Linked DNA regions of Homo sapiens: region 1 is linked to region 2. Evidence: chromatin loops called from intact Hi-C (ENCODE). Cell type or tissue: IMR-90. All regions are shown on one strand.

Region 1 (8,000 bases), 320 kb after region 2:
CTAGGCTTTTCTCAAACTCCTGGACTCAAGCGATCCTCCTGCCTCAGCCTCCCAAGTTGCTGGAATTAGAGGCATGAGCCACTGTGTCCGGGGTTATTTTGTTGTTTGTTTGGCTTTTTTTGATAGCAGTTGCTTAGGTCAAACCTATTTCCTGAAAAACAGAAAAGAGTTTTCTTCTCCTGTTATTTTATTTTACTTACAACAAATAGCACATATACTGCCACAAAAAAAAGTGAGGCAACTTTTGTCCACTCCATACAAACCTTAAATGCTCAACATACCTCTTAGCACTTGGCACAGGCCTGGGCACATAATCAGCTCTCAAAGTTAGATTGACAGCCCAGATGCCTCGAGAAGTCCCATCAGGACAGCAAGTTGCCCCATCATAAGACTAAACTCATTGAATTCCTTAACTACCCCCTCTTGGCCTCCTGGGGGAAAGTTACCATTACTCTTTTCAAGAGGCTGGCATCCAGGTGAAGTTTTTTGTTTTGTTTTGTCTTGTTTTTTAACTGGCTTGGCTATTTAAAAATCTGCAGAAAGATAGAAAAAAAATATTGCTATGGTTCCCAATCCCTCCCCCTACTTCTGTCTTCCTAAATCCATCCTATAAGGCCCACCTCCTCTGGGAAGCCTGCCCCAACCCCCAGGCTCTCCCCTCCCCTGACTGCTGTAGTAATAAGAATTGAGGCACCTAAGTAGTTCACGGTTTACAAAAGGACCTCCAAGGACCCAGCGTCATCTCAGCTTCATGTGTGTCCAAGGCAACAGGATCAGTTATACAGGTGAGGAAATTCAGCCAGGCTAAGTGATTTGTCAAGGTGTCACTTTTATGGAGTGGCCGAGTCTAAGCCCTGGACCCCCTGCTCCCAACTTGAAAGCCGGGGTGCAGTTCACAGAGGAAGAGCAGCAGGCTTCTTATTTCCCTCTCCCTTTGACGTATTGCATGTTTAAAATGTGAAGGGTTAACAGAACTGGAGAATGCAAAGGAAAATGTTGGGGAACAATTGGCTGTAATTACAGTCTGCAAAAGAGCCCCTCAACCACAGGGCGCCTAAAACCTGAAGCCCTTCTGAGCTGATTGTGCTGGGGGGGCCAGGCACCTACAAGCCCACTGATGACCCTGGCTTGCTGGGCAGCTGGAGGCCACCACAGGGTTCCGGGAGGAAATGACAGAGAAGGATGCAGCGTCTGGAAGTATAAAGAATGCTCCCTGCTCCCCACTGCAGCCTAGTGAAGACAGGGGTAGTGGGTGGGTTGCGGACTCTGGTGTCTCCCTCTGTCACCCGGTGACTGGGAGAGGTATTCCTGCCCACATGTGTGGCTGTCTTTGTGCACGGAACAGTGTGAGCTTTCCTAAGCAACCCTGAGACTCACAGTTAGGCCTCCTTGACATGGTCTACTCAAGGCTGGGGAGTGTGGTATGGGACTTTCTCCTCACTGTGGGGAACGTGGCTGAAGTTACATGTCACATTCTCTAGATTTGACATGAGTTCTTAGTTCCAGCCAAAAAAAAAAAAAAAAACCTGTTGACTTAATGCTTTTGTTTAAACTGAAAATTAATGGATGAAGAAGCTGATGTGACAAGCTGTCCCTTGGGAAGTAATAGGTGAACTTGACAAAGGAGGCAGGGAAATCAACAATTAGAAATATATAGTTGTCTGAGGTCTTTTAGTGAAGGACAAACAGTAGGTGGGGAGGAGGGTAGAGGAAACCAGAGCTTTTCATTATTTCTCTGTAAGGGGAAGGTTCCAGAGTGAGCACCTGGGTGTTGGGGAAAATCTGACTAGAAATGTGGGACTTCCTGCTGATGTGTCCCCTGAGGCCCCATGGCGTATTTCTGTTTCTCTCTCTCCCCTCTAGCCTGAGCAACAATATATATCTAGCAGGCGTTTAGAAAATACCTGTTGAAGGAATAACTAAATTAACCATTCTGTTAAATCTATTGTCTCTTTCTCTTGTCAGGCTCATAAAGATGTCGAGTCCATACATGAACAACCTTATCATCCTTGGAGGGATGCTCTCCTATGCTTCCATATTTCTCTTTGGCCTTGATGGATCCTTTGTCTCTGAAAAGACCTTTGAAACACTTTGCACCGTAAGTCATTCTGCATAAGCCAGTGGTATATGATAGAAAGTTTCCTTGGTGACCTCAGTCATCGAAAACACAGATGCAAACCCAGAAATACATGAAAATACATGAACAGGCAGGGAACAACCCATTTAGTAGTTTTCAACTCAACAGGGAAGAACGGTGTTACTGTCAGGCCATCACTGGGTATAAATACCACCTACAAAGTTAAGATAATGGACTTCCAGCCCGGGCAACATGGTGAAACCCTGTCTCTACAAAAAATACAAAAAAAAATTAGCCAGGCATGCTGGTGTACACCTGTAGTCCCATCTTCTCAGGAGGCTGAGGAGGGAGGATTGCTTGAGCCCAAAGATCAAGGTTGCAGTGAGTTGTGATCGCGTCACTGTGCCCCAGCCTGGGAAACAGAGAAAGACCCTGTCTCGGAAATAAAGATACTGGACTTACCAGGCCACTGTTAGAAGAGAGCCCACTGAGAATTGACAGAGTAACATAGAAAAGGAGGGGAAAAATATTATCTTCCAGAAAAGCATCAGCGCCAAGGGTCAGAGTCAGGGTCAGGATCGTTTAAGAAGGAACAGATCCTCCCATCTACCTCAAAAACCATCAAAGAATATGACGATAGATCTTTGTATGTCTGACTGAGTTATATGGTAAAAGCTATAATTGTTATTTTCTATTTAAGTGGTGTTTTCTTCAACGGTTTTTTCCTTATTGTTCCCCTAAGGAGCATTTTTAGACATTTTTTCCTAATGATTCCTCTTATGAAAGTTTAATACCAGAAATGTAATGTATATCTGTTTGTGTACTTTATATATATATCTATGGTTTATACGTAAAAAAGAGTAATGTTTCTTCACATTCAAGAACCAACAGTTGCCCCCAAGGGGGCTGTATCATCCCTATTGAGATATATATATATTTAATGAAGTCCAAAGCAGTGTAACTAATTTACTATACATTAGAAAGATTATTTTTAAAGTTAATTAACATGTTAAAAAGTTTAATGCCTAAAGAAATGCCTTTTATTTTTTTTTGTTTTTTGGGTTTTTTTGGAGACAGAGTTTCACTCTTGTTGCCCAGGCTGGAGTGCAATGGTATGATCTCAGCTCACTGCAACCTCCGCCTCCTGGGTTCAAGTGATTCTCCTGCCTCAGCCTCCTGAGTAGCTGGGACTACAGGCATGCACCACCATGCCCAGCTAATTTTATATTTTTAGTAGAGACGGGGTTTCTCCATGTTGGTCAGGATGGTCTCGAACTCCCGACCTCAGGTGATCTGCCTGCCTCGGCCTCCCTAGTTATTTTTTTAAAGGGGGTTATGTATTAGCAATCACTTAATAGTTTTATGGAACTAACTCTCAGTTGAAAATATCATGAACTTACTTTTTAAGAATAAAGTAATCAGTTGGGATGTATTTCTGGACATTGACTATGATCTGTCCAAATGGGGTTAGCCAGCTGGGTCTCTTTAGAGTCCCACATGCAGTAATTCATCCAGTCCCCTGCCTGGAAGACCAGAGCTAGAGGGGATGGTCAAAAGATCGGTGCTGAGTGGATTCATCCAAAAGCCACTCCTTTGTTGGTGCTGTTTTCTTTCAAGACGTTGAGAGCACTGTGGGCCCTTTTTTGCAAAGCAGCCTTTTTTAGACTGCATTTGTTGCTCACAAGCCTCAGTGTTGCCCACTGCTGGATGATGAGGGCTGAAGGCTAGCAGTGAGGGATGCTTAAACGAAGCACCCTTTAAATGTGCTGCAAGTCCCCACTCACACCCCAGATTTTGAGGACTGAGTCCAGGCCAGTCCCTCTGCTCTGGGACAGCACATGGAAAGAAGGGAAGCCCCCCAAGATCTTACAGTCTAGGGGATTTTGCTCCCAGGATTTCTGCGAATGATTAAACTGGACTGACTGTTACACATCATCGAGAAATTGTTCCTGTTACCAGTAACTTCACTGTGAGCTGTCTAGCCAGAGAGAGGTCTACAGATACATTTACTTTATCCTCAATTGGGCAGTGCCTTGAGAAGTGTGTGGTCGAGTCCCCAGTAACTGAGGGGGTAGTGAGGTCACTGGTGTGTTCAGGCCCCTCTCCTCTCCTGGAGGGACCTGCATGACTGTCAAACCCCAGTGCTCCAGGGTCACTTGGTTCACTCTTCCCACTCAAGAGTTTTTCACTCCAAGCCTGGCACTGGCTCATTCCCACCAAAAGATCAAAAGAGTATGGCCTTCTGGCATGAGACTAATTCCCATTATTCTGCCCGTCTGGGAGTGAAGAAGGTGAATACAAAAGATGCAAGTCCCTGGCTTCACTGTGCCTGCAGTCAGCTTCCAAAGAAGCTGAGCTTCTCAAAAGTCCTTGTGGGTGTGGTTCAGTGGGGTTGTTCTCTAAAGAGTATGGCCTCCTGGGGCAAGGTGCAGTGGCTCACACCTATAATCCCAGCACTTTGAGAGGCTGAGGCAGGCAGATCACCCGAGGTCAGGAGTTCAAGACCAGCCTGACCAACATGGAGAAACCCCATCTCTACTAAAAATACAAAATTAGCCGGGCATGGAGGCGCATGCCTGTAATCCCAGCTACTCAGGAGGCTGAGGGCAGGAGAATCGCTTGAACCTGGGAGGCAGGGGTTACAGTGAGCCGAGATCACGCCATGGCACCCCAGCCTGGGCCACAGGAGTGAAACTCCATCTCAAAAAAAAGAAAAAAACAAGGGTGGCCTTCTGGCATGAGAATGATAACCAAAGCGCATGGAAGTCTCGCTAGTTTTAGTGGAAGTGTGAAGGCCACTGAGTCTCTGATATTCCTACATCAGCATGACTTTTGTGCCCTGAGATGCCTAACAATTTCATGGGCATACAATTTATTTATGGTCAGCTTTCCTGGGCAGTGGTGAGGCCTGAATAAAAGGTTGCTCCTGAGGGACCCTGATGAAGTTAAACGAGGAAAGTGAGGATTTCTCTCTTCCATCTGTGCTTAGGCTTCCTCCCCAAGTTTTAGGACACAGTGATGATTACAGTAATGGAAATGGTACTGGGGCCGGGTGCAGTGGCTCATGCTTATAATCCCAGCACTTTGGGAGGCCGAGGCGGGTAGATCACCTGGAGCCAGGAGTTCAAGACCAACCTGGCCAACATGGCAAACCCCATCTCTACTTAAAAATACAAAAAATTAGCTGGGCGAGGTGGCGGGCGCCTGTAGTCCCAGCTACTCAGGAGGCTGAGGCAGGAGAATGGCGTGAACCTGGGAGGCGGAGCTTGCAGTGAGCCGAGATCGTGCCACTGCACTCCTGCCTGGGCGACAGAGCGAGACTCGGTCTCAAAAAAAAAGATACTGGGGGCAAGTTTGGCAACTCCAGTTTCTCAGTGGCATCCCTGAGAGGCAAGGGGCTTGCCTTGTTCCCCAGGTTGAGAACCGGTGGAGCAAAACCCTACCCTCATTCTGCCATGGCCCCAGTCCTTCCCGGGGGCCACTCTGCCCATCTCCTCATCACTTGCTGTTGGACACCTGGGAATGCCTCAGGTGTCCTGAGGCATTCAATCTTCACTGCAGAGATTCCTGCAGCAGACATGAAGGGCTGCCCAGCCTTTAGAAACTCTCTCCTTCCCAGAAAGAAGTTCCTGACATCTCGCCTTGTTCACAAGCCAAAGGCTATGAAAGCACAGGTGCTTTCTCAAGTTTGACCTGAATTCAACAACCACAGGGTGACGCAGGCTAGGGAGCAAAAACAGGGACATCCCCCACACCCAGGGCTTTTCTTTTTAATGAAGCCTGATGTTCTATTCTGGGAGTCACGCTCATTTGTGTGAGGGGAAGGTTGTCCTGGGAAGCCGGGGAAGGCTGATATGAATAAATCATAAAGCGCTTTACAAATCAGCATCGGCTCTGAAAATGAGGGCCCGAAAAGATATTAGGGCCCAGTTCTTGCTGCCCCTGAGAATTAATTTATTTGCAGTCAAGGCTGTTTTAGAAGCTCTACAAAGGGGAGTCCACATGCATGACTGTGGGGAAAAGGCATAGATTATCTACCCCGGACTGAATCGGGTCAGCACAGAGGTGTACATGGGTTAGGGCTGGGGCCATTTATTTACTAATTCTCAATATTGCCCAGGAAGAGGAAGTGAAAGCTCTTGAATTTAGGGCCTAAGTACCAGTGCCTGATGGGTACAATTTGGGTTGTATTCCACCTGCTATTCCAGGGTGGGCAGCTCCTTAATTTCACTTGGTGCCATGGATTCTGTCCTTCGGACCTAGAAGGCTGCTCCCAGCAAACTCCCACCGAGTGGGGAGCTGCAAGGAGAAGCAGGCCCCTATGGTGTAGTGATCACGGATCTTCCAACAACAGCCTGCATTCGACTGCCACCTCCTCCACTTACTAGCTCCTGACTGCAGCAAGTGACTTAACCTCAGTTTTCTCATCTGTAAAATGAGCATAACAGTTTTCCCTCTGCAGGATTGCAGTGTGGGTTAAACAAGACGATTCAGACAAGCCGCCTGGAACTCAGGGAGAGTGCTGCATGGAGGGATGTAGGAGGAGGGATAGGCATCACAGCTTGTCACCTTGCATCCTCGTCACAGTGTAATTTCCTGGTGTCCCACACTGGGTTCTGTAAATCTTAAAGGACAGGGGACAAGGTAGACCATGAGACCAGGTTCAGACATGGCGCAGCCGAAGTCACAGTTCTGTCTGCTCTGCTGCCATATACATGCCGCTTTTTTCTCCCTTTTAGTTTTCAAAATAGCAGCTTAACACAGTGAGAAACCATGAATACCCCCTCAGGCAGAAACCTATGACAGTCACAAGATTAGGCCTCTCTAGGGGCTACACCTCTGCTCGGACGAGGGTGGGTGCGTGTGTGAGTGCGTGCACACAGATTCACCCACACACAGTGCTACTCCTAGGGATGCAGTTTCTCTTAGTTCCCATCCCCCACTCCCTCTGACCCTTTCCAGAATCTTCCCAGACTGTCAGTGCCGGTTTCTCCAAGTCTTGAGAACAGCTCCAGCTATACCCCGTGCTGTCTCCCTGGACACTGTGCGGGTAGTGGAGTCACCATAGCAACGTGGCCCCTGTGGACGTGGAGCTGTCTGCAAGGACAGTGCTGGGCGTGGCCAGGGCCCCAGTGCCAGGGGGAAGGGATGGACCCCGGCAGCTGAGCTGACCCGGCTCTGGGATCCCAGCCCCTGTCTGCCCAGACAAGGAGTCCAGCAGGTGGGGATGAGAAAAAGCACTTGCCTTCCTTGTGGATCTGAGGCAGAAACCCCAGCTCGAGCGGGGGAGGAGTAAGAAGGGGCTTTGCAGACAGGATGAGGAGGCTCCAGGCGGACCTTAGATCCCAGCGTGGGCCTCACGCAGCTTCCTGGGCTCTCAGAAGCATTCCTGGGCGTGGGGTAGTAACAGCTTCCTGTTAACTCCCGAGCCTGTGCCCTCAGCCTCTGCGAGTCACCAAGGCCAGCTTTCAGCCAGGGGCAGCCTTTCGTTCACAACCACCTGACAAGGCCAAGTTCACTGTCCCCACCTGACGGAGCAGAAAACGGAAGCCCTGTCACACACTGCTAGGCAGCAGGGAAGAAGTTTAAAACTAGCTCTGTTGGACCACAAAGATGATTGAGATGTTTCATTAGAAAGCAAGACTATTCTGATTTTTTATTAGCTGGCTTATACCAGAAAAAAAAAAAAAGTCAACTAAGTTCTTAGGGATCTGGTAACCACCTATCCCAGCCAATATTACCAAAATTTTTGTCTCAGATTTTTTTAAATTAAGATATAATCCACATACCATAAATTTTGCCCTTTTAATGTGTACAATTCAGTGGCTTTTGTTTACCCTATTTAACATCTCTGAACCTTAGTTTCCTCTTCTGTAAAATGGGGATGATAATAATAGGGTTGTGAGGATTAAATGAGATCATG
Region 2 (8,000 bases):
TGGTCAAAGGAATGAATGATTATTATAAAGCAAGACGCTGGACCCCAGCTCTGGAGGAACATGCATTCTAGGCTGGTGACTGAGGCAGGAACTCAGACTCAGGAAGCACATCAGGGATGCAGTTACCCAAACTGTAATACCAGGCCAGAGTAAGATCTTGGAACCAGAGGGATGCCCAGGCATTAGGAGTGGGCTGTGAGATCAGAGATTGGCCTGGAGCCATGCTGATGGAGAGTGAGATTGGTGCCCCCTGGGTCAGGGCAGATCCCAGGTCATGCGTCTTGGGGCCAGGTCACCCCACCATAAAAGAAGACAGAGGGGCTGTAGGGCAGGATGCCAGGTAGGGCCTTCAACCCCTTAGTAAATGTCAGGCAAAGTTACCCAGCTTTCAACTTATTCCCAGATGTAGGTGTCAGTGGACACTCTATATTGGCACAGCTTGCAAGGAGGACACAAATGACTAAAGGAAAGAATTAGAAAAAAGAAAAAAACCAAGTGAAAATGTTCATTCAGAAACCTGAGCTAAGGGTTTGAGGAATGGCAGGTGCCAGAAGACTATGACTGGAGGATATTTGTGATGTCAAGTGAGACAGCAGTTGAGCGAGTATCTGGGGATTACACTGTCCTTTGGACCATTTCTTTCCCTCCCTCCCTTCCTTCCTCCCTTCCTGGAGGAGATGCTCAGGTGAGTTCTGTTCATGCAAACCCTCCAGCTTGGGGAAAAGGAAATGCCAAGTGGAGCCGGGAGAGGTGGAGTCTATAGAAGCCTGGAAAGAGAAGTTAGGGCAGAGAGAATTTGGCCTGGTTTCCCTGGCGCTGTCCAAGGTACTCTCTAGTAGTTCTGCTCAGCCTCCACTCACATCTTTGTGCTTCCTAACAACTCAGCCTGGATTCAGAGCTGCCCTTGCCTCACTCCAGTAGAGCTGGTGTGTGGCCATCATCATCATCATCCGGTCCAAATCCCTCACCATATGCCGGAGGGAATCGATGTCCAGAGCAACTGAGTCAGGGCAGTGCTCCTCCTGGAGAGGAAACTTGCAGTCCCACATCCCTGGCTCCCACTGCACTGTGCACGGAGTTCCTGCTGGCTCTGGGTTCCGGTCCTTCAGTAGCTCTGTGTGCTTCCACTAGCTACAGAACCTCTCTGAGCACCAGTGTATTCGCCTGTAAAGTAAGGGTGAGTAACACAGTATGCTTACAGGGCAGTTGTGGGGATTACATCATAAGGCACACAGTAAGTACTCAGCGAAGGTCAAACTTCCATTCTTGTTACAAGGTCGTCGATATCTTCCACAGTCCCTGGTTCAGGCTCAAGTATGTTTTGTGATTTGATGTCCTACTGTGTTCCTCGCATTAATCAGCCCCTGGGACTTTATAGATTAATGATCACGTTTCCTATTCTTGAAGTATGCAGAGGCACAAGGAACCCAAGGTCTTAGGTCAGCTCACTCGGGTACATCTGGCTCGGGACTGCTTTGGCTAAGATTGGCCAGTGCGACCTGGCAGAGAGAGGGCCAAGTCCAGGGGCGCGCGGCCCCGCCCTGGCCTGAGGATAGTGCTCCCACCCCGGGAGACTTCTAGGGCGGGGCCCATCAAGAATGGGGACGCGGGGAGGTCAAATGCCTGGAGGGGGCGGTAGCGCACGTAAGGTTGGGACCCCAGCTTTGCTTGGGGTTGGCAAAGGGCGGTCGCTCCGTCTGGTGGGGAGGAAAGGGGTGTCCTCAGCCAAGGCCCTAAAGGCCGGGCAGCCTGGCACCAACGGGCGTTCGAGCACCCGTGGGCGTCTTCAGCGACCCCCGGGACTCGGTCAGGGGCTCGTGGGCGCCAGAAAAGAACGGGAGAGCGTAGGCTGCAGATGCCTCTGGGACGCCTTCGTGGAACATTCTCCTGCCCAGACCTTCCCGGCCAGACCTCCGAGAAGCGGTTCCAAACCACCGTGCAGGTGCTACAGGCAGCGCTCGGCGGAGCGGCGGCGGCCACTGCGTGTGCCAGCGCGCGGTCCCGGTTCCCAGATCGCTGTCCCCGGGCGCTCTGGTGCCTGGAGGTCAGCGGTCGGCGGGCAGCGGCAGCTGGCGCAGCGGAGGGCCGGGGGCGCGTGTGTGCGTGTGCTGGGAAGGTGGCCCTCCCCGCGGCCGCCGCAGCGCCAGCGCCTCCCCCTCCCCCGGCGCGCACGGCTCGTCCCCGTCCCTGGAGGCGGCCCGAGCCGCCCCTGAGCAGCCTCGCCTTCGCCTCCCGCGTTTCCTGCCGTCCGCCCTCCCCCGGCCGAGCTCCAGGGGCTGCCGCCTAGCAGCTCCCGGCGGGAGAGCGGTTCAGAGCGCGCACGGGGGCGGGCGGAGGCGGCCCGGTGCGGGGCGGCCGCGCTGGAGAGAGGCGCGCGCGGAGACGCCGGCCCCCCTCTCCGCGTTTGCTCGCTTGCTCCCCGCCTCCCGCACTCCGCTCGCTCCCACCCCTTCCCGGCGTGATTGATCCGTCACGGGCGCCGCCGCTGCCGCCGCCGCCGCCGCGGCCGTTCTGAGCCGAGCCGGAACCCTAGCCCGAGACGGAGCCGGGGCCCGGGCCGGCGCCATTGCGCGGGCGCCGCGGGAAGACCTTGGCGCGGGGCGGCGGGCCGGGCCAGGCCATGCGGGCCGAGTGAGCCGGCGCCCGCAGCCCGCGGCGCGGCATGGCTTCCCCGCGGAGCTCCGGGCAGCCCGGGCCGCCGCCGCCGCCGCCACCGCCGCCCGCGCGCCTGCTACTGCTACTGCTGCTGCCGCTGCTGCTGCCTCTGGCGCCCGGGGCCTGGGGCTGGGCGCGGGGCGCCCCCCGGCCGCCGCCCAGCAGCCCGCCGCTCTCCATCATGGGCCTCATGCCGCTCACCAAGGAGGTGGCCAAGGGCAGCATCGGGCGCGGTGTGCTCCCCGCCGTGGAACTGGCCATCGAGCAGATCCGCAACGAGTCACTCCTGCGCCCCTACTTCCTCGACCTGCGGCTCTATGACACGGAGGTGAGTGTCCGGCTGCCCCTGCCGTCGGGGCTTCGGGGGGCATTGGGGTGGGTGGTTTGGACACAGGCAACCTCCGGCCTTTGGTCAGATCCCCGATTGACCGGCCCGCGCCTGCCGAGGGCAGAGAGGGCTGGTGCCCAGTGTTCACCCCCGCGGTCCTGCTGGGCTTGGCTGGCACAGCTGGTAACATTTGCCAAGCACCCCCTCCTCTGGTCTTATGTGTGTATGTGTGTGTGGGGAGGGGTGGGGGTGGGATAGAAGACTGGGGTCTCTTTTGACCAGAGAAAAAGGAGTGGAGAAGGTGGGGGCTGGACCCCCAAAGGCCTACATTGATTGTCCCTGTCCAGGTCCCGCTCATGGGGCTGCGAGGTACCGAGTGGGAGGAACAGGCGCATTGACTGCAAACTGGGCCACCCAGGGCCGGAGGGGCCGCGGGCCTGCTCACAGGCCCCCAGGGAAGCCGAGCCGCGCTTTGAGGTCCGGAAGGCTCCGGAACCCAAGGGGCTTGAGCGTGCAGCGTGGCTGGGCGCCTGGTGCGCGCCAGCAGCTCTGAGCCCGCTCCGCGCGGGCAAGTGTGGGGCCACCGGCTCTGCAGCGCTTCTGCCTGGACGTGCCCGGCGCTGCCTGTGGCCAGAGCGATTTCAGGAGACCCCTGCCTCGGGTTAGTTGCTCAGAAAGTGCCCTGGCAGTTCTCGTCCCGGACGTGCAGTGGTGTCCGGCCGCGCCGCTGCTGTTGGCCGGGCGGCTGCAGGCAGTTTCTCACGGCTCAGGCTTGAAGCATCCGACCTAGCAGCCGGAGCACAGACTTGGAGAGCAGTCCGGAGCGGAGCCAGAGAGCCAAGGGCTTTCCATCCCAAGACCCCTCCCCACGCCCTCGGTTTGGGTTCTGCCTGAAGCCCCAGAGCGGACCTTCACCGCCAGGCCGGGGCTGGAGCGCGCGGAGCGGGTCTGGAGGAGCGATCGCTGGCCGCGCAAGGTCGGGTTTGCGAGTTTTTCCGGACCGAGCGAGCCCCTGTGCTCCGACCGCAGCGTCTGAGACGCGGCCTGAAGGGGGCAGTGATTTCCTGTGCAGTACGCTCGGTTGGCGCCTCTTCCATCGCGCGGAACGGGGCCGAGGCGCTGGGCTTGATCCTGGCTTCCTGGGACTCTCCGGGCGCTTCTGCTGGAGTCCAGGTGCAGAACCCTTTTGGGAGGAGGGTCGCGCTACTGCTCTGGTGGTGCAATCTGGGCTTCCCCTCCTCCTTGGTCGGACCCTCTTTATGTCCCCAGAGAAAGAGCAGAATCTAGATTGTATCTTATTCCCTGCCTCCCCCGCTTCACCGGTGAACCAGCTTGCTCTGCGCTGTAAATAAAAGGTGAAGGAACCGGTGGCAGTTGGCAGCGGTACGCGCAGGCTGCTGCAGGCGGAGAGGCGTCCTCTGCCCCAGAGGATGCAAGCTGGCTGGCTGTGCAGGGCTAACCCGGTGTGAAATCATTTCCGAATGACATTCCTATCGCCCTCGTCTTTGCCTGAGCATCTCAAGTTCTGTGGGGGTACTTGTCTGGCACACATAAATGGAGACAGCAATGCAGTTACACGGAGGCATATCTTCTTGACAGTTTCTCTGTTGCTACTGCACATATTCTTCTGGAGGGGTCACTGCAAAGCCGGTCTTTTGGGGACAAACACATTTTTAGATAGGGCAGCCCTGCTTGCATCATCACCAAGTATTGTCAGCTGCATAATGTTTTCATCATCAGTTTCTTCCCTTTAGAAAGCTTCCCTGAAAGAGATTTCATACTGGCCTGTTTGTGGCAGCAAAGAGATGGGTGCTTCGTTTCAGGGTGTGGGTTGAAGCCTTTACATTTTATTTTTCGAGTGTGTCTTGATGACTTTCTGAGTGAAAGGACCCAAAGTCAAGAGGATGAGACAGTCAGAAGACTCTTCAATTCGTGGGAATATTTAGAAAACAGTGGGAAGGAAGACAGAAGATAATTTTAGCTTCGTGCAAACAGAGAAGTGTCTCTAGCCTTTTGAAGGGGCCCAGAGCCAGGGCTTTGGGGTAGGTGGGGCCTGGGTTTTAGTGAGAAACTGGTTACTTTCCACCCTGGATGACCTTGAGCTGGGTATTTAATCTCTCTAAGCCTAGGTGGGAATATTATGTGTACTCTGCAGGTGACACACAGCTTAAGGAAGATAACAGGCCAGGGTAGAAGATGCCCTGAGCTGGCAGGCTCAGCGGCCAGTGCTCTGGCATGCTGTAAGCACTAAATAAATGTGTCCTGCTGCCTCCCCTCCTCCTCCTCCTTCTTTTTTTTTTTTTTTTTGTTTTTTTTGTTTTGTTTTGTTTTTGTTTTTTTGAGATAGAGTTTTGCTCTTGTTGCCCAGGCTGGAGTGCATTGGCGTGATCTTGGCTCACCGCAACCTCCACCTCCCAGGGTCAAGTGATTCTCCTGCCTCAGCCTCCCGTGTAGCTGGGATTACAGGCATGTGCCACCATGCCCAGCTAATTTTGTATTTTTAGTAGAGATGGGGTTTCTCCATGTTGGTCGGGCTGGTCTTGAACTCCCGACCTCAGGTGATCTGCCCACCTCTGCCTCCCAAAGTGCTGGGATTACAGGCATGAGCCACCGTGCCCAGCTCCCTTCCTTCATTTTTATTTCCTGTGAATTCACAAGTGGCCTTATCTTTAAAGTAGAGGTGCTTTCTCCCTGAGCCAGAGTGAAGGAAGGATCAGTCTAGGTAATTTGCAGCAAAATCTAGAGCGATCTAAAGAATGTTTGTGGCTAGTGTTAGAGTGTTTAGGGTCTAGTTTATTCAGATTGGCTGTCTTTGTGGACACTGCCTAATTATTTGCAGGCTGTGTCACATTGTTTGTAGACTTTAACACAGGGTGGATGTGGTGAACAGATTTTGGCTGGATTTGCTGACATTTGCTGTCAATCAGTGGCCTCAATGGCCAGTGACTATGGGCACCAGTATGGACCTTTATCCATATGATCTGCAGAGAGATGGAGATTTAGCAAGGAATGGGTTAATCTGGTCCCTGGGGACAATCTGTCTCAATAAAGGAGCCTCCTACAACCAGATTGACTCTCTTCTGTAAGTAGAATAGTGGTAGATTTTCAAAACCTCACTCAATGCCATGTGTTGGTAAAAATGAAACAGCCTAACAGAATACCTGTCTATCAGAACCTCTGCTTCTCTGGTGTAACACCAAATGGCTTCAGCAAATACTCGTTTATATATTCCAATGAGGATTTGAACAAGCAAGACAACTGAAAATACAGATAAAAGAAAGCATCAGAAACTATGTAGAAGCATAGAAGTTACTATACCAAGAACCTGGGCTAAAATTTATTGCATTGAGTATTATATTTTAGCTCTGAGCTTCCTGGCAGTCAAGGTAAAAAGGTAAATGTACCATATTACTTAATGTTTGATCTAAAAAATCTGAGAGACAATGACTTTTTTTTTTTTTTTTGAAAGAGTTGGGGGTCTCATTCTCTTGCTCAAGCCAGACTGCAGTGGTACATCATAGCTCACTGCAGCCTTGAACTCCTGGGCTCAAGTGATCTTCCTGTCTTCAGAAATGTTCTCCATGTGATTGTTTCTTATTCTAGCCACACTAATAAAATAAAATAATAGCCAAGGAATGAGTTAAAGATATTTTTTTTCAATTTGATTAATGTTCATTGTGGAAAAGCTGAAAATTACAGAGAAGCATAAAGAAAAATAATTGCCCATAATCCATCTACACAAAAATAATAACATCTAATAATTAGCATCATTCCCTTCCAGTTGTCATTTTTTACTATTTTATGTACTTGAGATCATACTCCATGTGCTCTTTTATGTTTTTTTCCTTCAGTTAACATTGTATCATGGGTTTTTCCCCATGTCCTCAAATCCTCCTTGTAAAGATGATTTTTGGTGGCTGTATACTATTCTATCCTGTGGGTGAACCATACGTATTTAATCATTCCCCTATTGTTGGACCTATATGTTTTCTCATGTGTTACTATCTTAAATCATTCAATAATAAACTTAGAGAAAGTTCAGGGAGCCAAGGAGCCCAGTCTAGGGGTACAACTGTCAGAAAGACCACCCTGATGCCAAGATCCAATGTAGAAATCCCAGTGATTGTTGAGCATGTCTTTTTTCTTGAGTGGCTTTGCCAAATATCTTTTCCCTTATTCACTATGCTTTAAAAAGGATTTAAAGGACTGTTGAATTGAGGCTGTGCTTCCTAAAAAGGTCTGAGTACAGCTCAGCAGGTGTTTACTGAGCACCTACTGGAGCTGTTGATGCTGCAGAAAGGTGTAAAACATAGCCCCGGGTTTGAGAGAGGCAGCTGGTGAACAGAGAACAGGGCAAGAACGTATTCATCATTTCTAATGCAAGGTAGAGAATGATAGTGGAGATGGTTGCATAATTCTGTGAATGTACTAAAAACCATGGAATTATACACTTTATATATATATATATAAATCACTCTTTTAAAGTGTATAAGTTAATTAAATCTCAGTACAGATTTAACTGTATTAAATCTCAATACAGTTAACTAAATCTCAATACAATAAAATATAAATTTTTAATTTTATTAAAAAATAAATTTATTTTTATTTAAAAATAAAAAGATAGACTGAGTGTGGTGGCTCATGCCTGTAATCTCAGCATTTTGGGGGTGCTGAGGTGAGAGGATTGCTTGAGGCCAAGGAGTTCAAGACCAGCCTGAGCAACATAGGGAGACCCTGTCTCTACATAAAATAAAAAATTAGCCTGACATGGTGGTATGTGCCTGTGGTCCCAGCCACTAGGGAGGTTGAGGCAGGAGGATTGCTAGAGCCTAGGAGGTAAAGGCTACAGTAAGCTGTGATTGTGCTGCTGCACTCTAGCCTGGGCAACAGAGCAAGACTCTGTCTCAAAAATAAAACGAAATAAAATTTAAAAATTTTAAAAAGAACGTGAGCTCTTTCAGGTTCAGGTTTACATCTTCTTTGCAGCTGCACCCCCACTGCCCAGCATGCTGCCTGG

The links. Peaks named below come from ENCODE experiments on the same cell type or tissue, not always from the same donor. Only the 100,000 strongest peaks of a DNase experiment are listed, where the experiment ranks them.
Region 1: it touches region 2 in a loop (3-fold over the local background); 2 of 110 quality-filtered maps call a loop at or near these places.

Annotation. Positions count from the first base shown.
Region 1 is chr9:98,379,738-98,387,737 of GRCh38, reverse strand. GABBR2 (gamma-aminobutyric acid type B receptor subunit 2) reads left to right here. Exons shown (of 19, transcript NM_005458.8): 11 at 1,966-2,098. Among named protein-coding and RNA genes, the nearest start is that of TBC1D2, 130 kb to the right of the region's middle. In IMR-90, a CTCF peak has its summit at 3,784; a DNase peak (open chromatin) is centred at 7,447; H3K27ac peaks cover 627 bases.
Region 2 is chr9:98,703,400-98,711,399 of GRCh38, reverse strand. GABBR2 (gamma-aminobutyric acid type B receptor subunit 2) reads left to right here and starts at 2,465. Exons shown (of 19, transcript NM_005458.8): 1 at 2,465-2,983. The coding sequence starts at 2,663. RefSeq lists enhancers at 1,079-1,373, 3,126-3,696, 4,268-4,839. In IMR-90, a CTCF peak has its summit at 4,031 (motif pointing right); DNase peaks (open chromatin) are centred at 839 and 4,029; H3K4me3 peaks cover 3,176 bases; H3K27ac peaks cover 1,688 bases; H3K27me3 peaks cover 703 bases.